Regions from separate parts of the Homo sapiens genome. Here region 2 is linked to region 1. Evidence: chromatin loops called from intact Hi-C (ENCODE). Cell type or tissue: K562. All regions are shown on one strand. Links, peaks and the distances in the headings refer to the core of each region. The heading gives the core; the rest is flanking DNA. Region 1 overlaps LINC01619 (long intergenic non-protein coding RNA 1619). Region 2 overlaps LINC01619 (long intergenic non-protein coding RNA 1619).

Region 1 (2,813 bases), core at 261-2,760:
CTTAGATAATCAGTGGTGCTTACTGCCACAACTTGGAGAAGAGAAATGAAGCAATAGAGAAGGAGAATTTAGAAGAAAAGGGCTATTAGATAAGAATGACAGTTACCTTTACTCACTTTATGAATTGTTGTAGAATTAAAAGTTGTAGAATTAAAATCACTTTTTAAAAATATCATTTTGGTGAGACGGGTAAATATGTGGCAATGAATTATCGTTAAGAGAAAATAATGCAAGGAAAGAGTTTCAGTCAGGCTTTCATTCACACTTTACTGTCCTTGACACTTCCATGGAATATTTCCATGTGTAGAAAACTGATGCTTAGATATTAGAGGTGGAATGAGTATGGAGAGAGAGAGAGAACTAGAATTTATTGATTTTATCACCTGTGCTATGTGTTTATGTTATTTCATTTACTGTCTTTAACAGCTCTATGAGGTATATTTACCTACTTTTATTTTAAGCAGACTAGAGCTTGCTATAGTTACTGGTAAATAGAGCCAAAATTAAAACCTGGGGTTTTCAGTCAGGTGCAGTGGCTCATGCCTGTAATCTCAGGAATTTGGGAGGCTGAGGAGGGTGGATCACTTGATCCCAGAAGTGGGATTTTCTTTGAGACCAGCCTGGGCAACATAGTTAGATCTTGACTCTACAAAAAAATTAGAAAATTAGCTGTGTGCAGTGGTGCATCCATGTAGTCCCAGCTACTCAGGAGACTGAGGTGGGAGGATTACTTGAGCCTAGGGTGTCAAAGCTGCAGTGAACTGATTGTGCCACTGCACTCCAGCCTGGGGGACAGAGTGAGACCCTGTCTCTAAAGCAAGCAAGCAAACAAACAAACAAGAAAACCCAAAAACCTAGGATTTTCTGACTCAGACGTTATACCACACTGATGTCCTATTGTGTAGAAAATACACGTCCTAACCTCAAGCAGTTTATTAATCCAGAAAAGGAATGCAAATCTCTATAAAGGGCAGAGGTGGCAGACCCCACATGTATCCTAAGTACTGTAAAAATAACCTCATCTAAGTGATTTTGAAGGTTTGGCCTCACTGCAGATAGGACACCCACTTTGAATTGCTTTTCCCTGGACAGTAATGCAGAAACAGAGAGAGACTTTTTCGCTAACATGTTTTATTTTTTACCCCCCAGCAGATAATATAACATGTTACAAAGATTTTGATGTTATTCAGAATCAAGCCCTCATATTTAATCTTGATCAGACACAATTTCCACTTGTAAAATAGGGATGATGATGATGATATCTACCTTATGGGGTTACTATAAGATGCCTCTTTAAGGTGCTAGCATCATGTTCAGCTCTCTAAAATGCTAGTTATGATGATTTGCTGCAGCCATTGTTGTTGACATGTGTTTTGATACTTATTGATGCATTTTGGAGACCTTTGGTGGGAGGTCTGGCTGTAACACTAGATAGAACGGCTGCACTTACTGACCAGTGGTGCTGATCAGTCTGATATGTACCTCAAAGTGCTAAGTAATTGGGTGTGGGGATGAGAGAGGCCAGGGTTGGAGAGATACTGGAAAGAAGAAACCAAGTGTTTTACTAAAAGTGCTTTGAAAAATCGAGTCAAGGGAATGGCAGGAATCTACAGGGAAAAGTAGAAAAAGGGTGAGAAGGGAGACAAATATTGGCTTCTTTCCAATTAAAGAGTTCTGGGACAATGGTCACAACGTTTGCCTGTTAATGGGGAATTTTCTTCTAAAAGACTAACCTCAAAAACACCAATCGCAAAATAATGGCACATGTTTGCTCTTCCTTATTTCATTCTTTAATGGAATACATTTAAAAAAGAAGTTGTTTCACATAAACCCGATTAACTCTGAAGACAGTCATAACCCATCCAAACCAATCCAAATGAAGGTAAAAGGAATAATCAGCTCTTATTATGCAAAATGGTGCTTAGTTAATTTATTGCACTGCACTAAATAATAAGCTGTTAGGCTCCACATTGCTTTTTCCACATTAGATTAAATAGCTTATTGCTGCTGGAGCTTATTTCATATTGCATACAATTTGGATATATTACATTGGCGTAGATATTAGTCCATTATAAGAGACAGGCATAAGTACTTCATTTATAGGATCTCTCCATTTGGAAAATGGTAAGGAAGAAGAAGAAATGCAAACGAGAGTAATGAACAGAGGGGATTTATGTGCATTGCCTGATGGGTCTGCTGTGGGTGACAGCTGGTTGCCACACATGGGGCCCAGGCACCTTGGAGAAAAGTAACATTTCCAATGGGAAGAAAATCCAAAGAGAGTTTATGTTCTTTTTCAGGGAAGTGTTGACATTTTAATTACTTTCTGTTTTCTTTGGAGCTACATTTGAGAATTGGAAACAAGTTAGAAAAATAAGAATTGGCTTTATTAGAAATAAGATGAATTGACATGCAGGCAGGAACGGGAGAGAGTCCAGGGTTAGCTCTTAACAAACTGAAGTCTCCAGCAGTATCCAGAGAGCCAAAAAAATTCAGCCATTGAAAAACTAACCAGAAGAACTACTCAGGGCTTATCATCTCTGAAAGCAGACTGTGCCTCTGAGCAATCTAATCTTTTCCGGCCTTGGTGCCTCTGTACTTCACTGTTTAATTTTTTTGCTTTACACTTTGGTCTTTTGCGAACAAGGGTAAGGCTAAGTAGTACAGGAATGCAAAGCAAAAAGAAAATAATCAGGGAGAATTGGAATGAGTTGGGGAAACTGGGAGGTTTAGAATTATTTAGTTTTGAAGATAATCTGATATTTTTGGTATTTCATAAAAGAAAACTGCCTGTGGAAGTGAGGGGGGAGCCT
Region 2 (2,813 bases), core at 68-2,567, 130 kb before region 1:
CCATCCCTAAATTTTTGAAGGAAAAGATGACTAACAAATTGGACTTTATTTGAGAAGATTCCATAAATGACCATAAGCCATAAAATGATTAGACTTGACAATTGCTTTATGAGCAGATTTGAGTACACTTTCTAGTAGTTGTCTTGATTTATGGCAGTTTTGTCCCAAGTCAGTAGACTAAATGGAGTTGTATTTCCCACAAATTGTACTTGTGAGTCTTCAAGTTATCAATATATATTCTAATTTGACCTTCCAACAACTGGATGAGGTTGGCAAGTGGGTCAGTATTTTTTATCTTCATTTTATGGATAGAAAACTGAGGCTTAGAGAGCTTAAGTAATTTACCCTAAAGCCAGACAGCTCGTAAACAGCTAATTCACAATTTGAATTCAGGCTTTTCTGATCACAGAATCCAAACTCTTAACTATTGTTACATTGTGATGCATGATTTATCTACCTTCTTTTACACTGTTGGAACATGTATTTTAACTTCTCATTGTGAGTTGGCCATCTTTGGTTATTTTCAGCCTTGAAACTCTTTCACTATGTTCCGGAGGCATATAGCAGTCTACAATTAGGCTCCTTTCTTTGAGAGGCAGTTGGAATTTAGCATAAAGAATACTAGTCTGGGACTCAGACCAATAAGTTGAAATCTTGACTTGTACCAACTTGTGACTTTGGACCAGTTGCTTAGCCTCTCTGAGCCCATCATTCCTTGTGTAATAATGGAGACAAGTCATTTGTTGTCAAGGTAAACATGAAATCATATAGCTAGTGAATGTTTGGATTCTTGGAATTTGAATACTCTATCATGGAGGCCAACAAAATATAGCTGATTGTTTTCTTGTGTGTGTGTGTGTGTGTGTGTGTTTTAACAATTTGATCATAGTATGATTGTTAGGAGTTTCTTGAAAGATTGCTTTAGCCTATAGCTGCAAGAAATGTACTTGCGTTTTTGAAATACAATAATATAGGAAGGAAAATGAACTGCTTTTCCATTGTGAAGGATGGAAATAGACAACACAGGCCTTGCATCTTATTTTATAGAGCTTTCCTGAGCTGTGTGCCTAACATTGTGGTTTTCAGAGCTATTTTCTCAGTAAAAAAAGAGTCCTTCAGATCCTTTGTCTATATTGAAGACACCTTAAGTTGAGAGATGGAGTAATGCAACCGAACATATATAGCAATGTAGCCCTGTACAAAGCATGTTTGCTTCCATTATGTTTTTTAATCCTCACAACAACCCTTTGCTATATGAAGTTGACTTTTCCCAGGGTTTTTAGTCCTTCAAACCATTGGTATTTGGCCATGCTTTTGCAAGAGATTTTCAAACAGTGATTTTTAAACAGAACTCAGTGGTTCTCAATCTTCTTAATCTAGAGTGGTGTGAGTATTTCCTTTACTGCAAAGAAAAGCAGCCTTTTTATAAATTGTCAGTTTGAATTTGAGTTTCTTCCTGTGATGTAACCTGATGCAATGTTTGCCTGAATCACTAATAATGTAACTGATTTCCCCTAGCCAGTCATAAATGAGTCAGTGATCACGGATTCTTTTAGTTTATACTCAAGTTGCTTTTTCTGTGTGCAGATATCCTCATTGAATAGCTTGCTGTTGGGCTTGTATAGCATTATGGTTTACATCAGGGAAGTAGATAGCCAGCAGAGCTTTGTGCTAATTTATTTTGCAATCCTATAGGAAACAAAGGACCCATTCTTTGTTGAACCTGAAGAGACTTCTAGGGAAAATCAGCCTCTGACCCTTTCAGAAGTCTTGCATCTTAAAGCTCGTGTGTGGTTCAGGCCATGCTTGAACCTATGTGTGTAGCCTTATAAGTCAGTCAGTGTGCCCCTATAATGTTTAAGATTGTGATGTAAGAATAAGAGTTTGGAACCCATTAAAACAAGGGTTAGGTGGCCAGTGTTGTCAGGAATATTTCTCTCTCTCAAGCCGGTAGTCATTGTTACAATTAAGGATGGAGCTCTTAGGTAATATCACTAGATACAAGCTCTTTTTCCCTCTCAGATTCTTGCACTTTTTTCCACTACCCTTTAAGTCTTTCAGTTATTTTTTAACTTTCTTAAGATATTTTCTGGTCATTAATATACAAGTGGTGTTTTGTCTTGTGTCTATCACCTATATCTCTTACATTCATTTATTAAACACATACTTGTTGAGTCCCTCCATGTGCCAAGTACTGTGATAAGCACTAGGGTTGCAAAAATAGTCACTGTGCTTGCCCTCAATGAGCTTGGAACCTAGTGGCAGAGAGAGGGTTATCCAACAAATGTTGGGCTGGATCTGAGACATGCTGAGGAAAAGGGAAGTGGTGAAGTGGTGTCCTGAGAGCTCTAATAGAGAGATAGGACTGCCATAGAAAGGTTTCCCAGAGGAAGGGACACTTGAGCTGAGATCTGAGGAATGAGTAGGGGTTTAAGTGGAGAAGGCAGGCGAGAGAGAGAGAGGAATATGCACAAAACCTGGCTCAAGAGTAATGGTGAACAGGAGGGGTTGGACAAAGACCAGTGAAACTGGAATGGAGAGAAATTAATGGGAGTGAGGCCAAATCGTGGGGCTTTACAGGTAGCGTGTCCATTTGATTGATAACCATTTGAGTGACCATTTTGGTTGATAAAATTTGAGAATTTTATCAACCAAACCGTGATTCTTGAGAGTAAAAGAGGGTGCTGTTAATTATTAAACACAGACTATAAGCATCAGCCAGGACATATGGTCACCTCGCTTTTATAGGCCTTGTTAACAGTATTATCTCTTTTTAAAGCGTTGGCAACCAGCAGTGTGTTTACTTCCTAATG

What was found. Peaks named below come from ENCODE experiments on the same cell type or tissue, not always from the same donor. Only the 100,000 strongest peaks of a DNase experiment are listed, where the experiment ranks them.
Region 2: it touches region 1 in a loop (8-fold over the local background); 30 of 110 quality-filtered maps call a loop at or near these places.

The regions. Positions count from the first base shown.
Region 1 is chr12:92,002,583-92,005,395 of GRCh38, reverse strand. The region is part of intron 1 of LINC01619 (long intergenic non-protein coding RNA 1619); the gene reads left to right. Among named protein-coding and RNA genes, the nearest start is that of LINC02404, 130 kb to the right of the region's middle. In K562, for the core only: no CTCF peak of the experiment used is centred there; DNase peaks (open chromatin) are centred at 1,465 and 2,555.
Region 2 is chr12:92,136,137-92,138,949 of GRCh38, reverse strand. The region is part of intron 1 of LINC01619 (long intergenic non-protein coding RNA 1619); the gene reads left to right. Among named protein-coding and RNA genes, the nearest start is that of LINC01619, 5.3 kb to the left of the region's middle. In K562, for the core only: no CTCF peak of the experiment used is centred there; no DNase peak of the experiment used is centred there.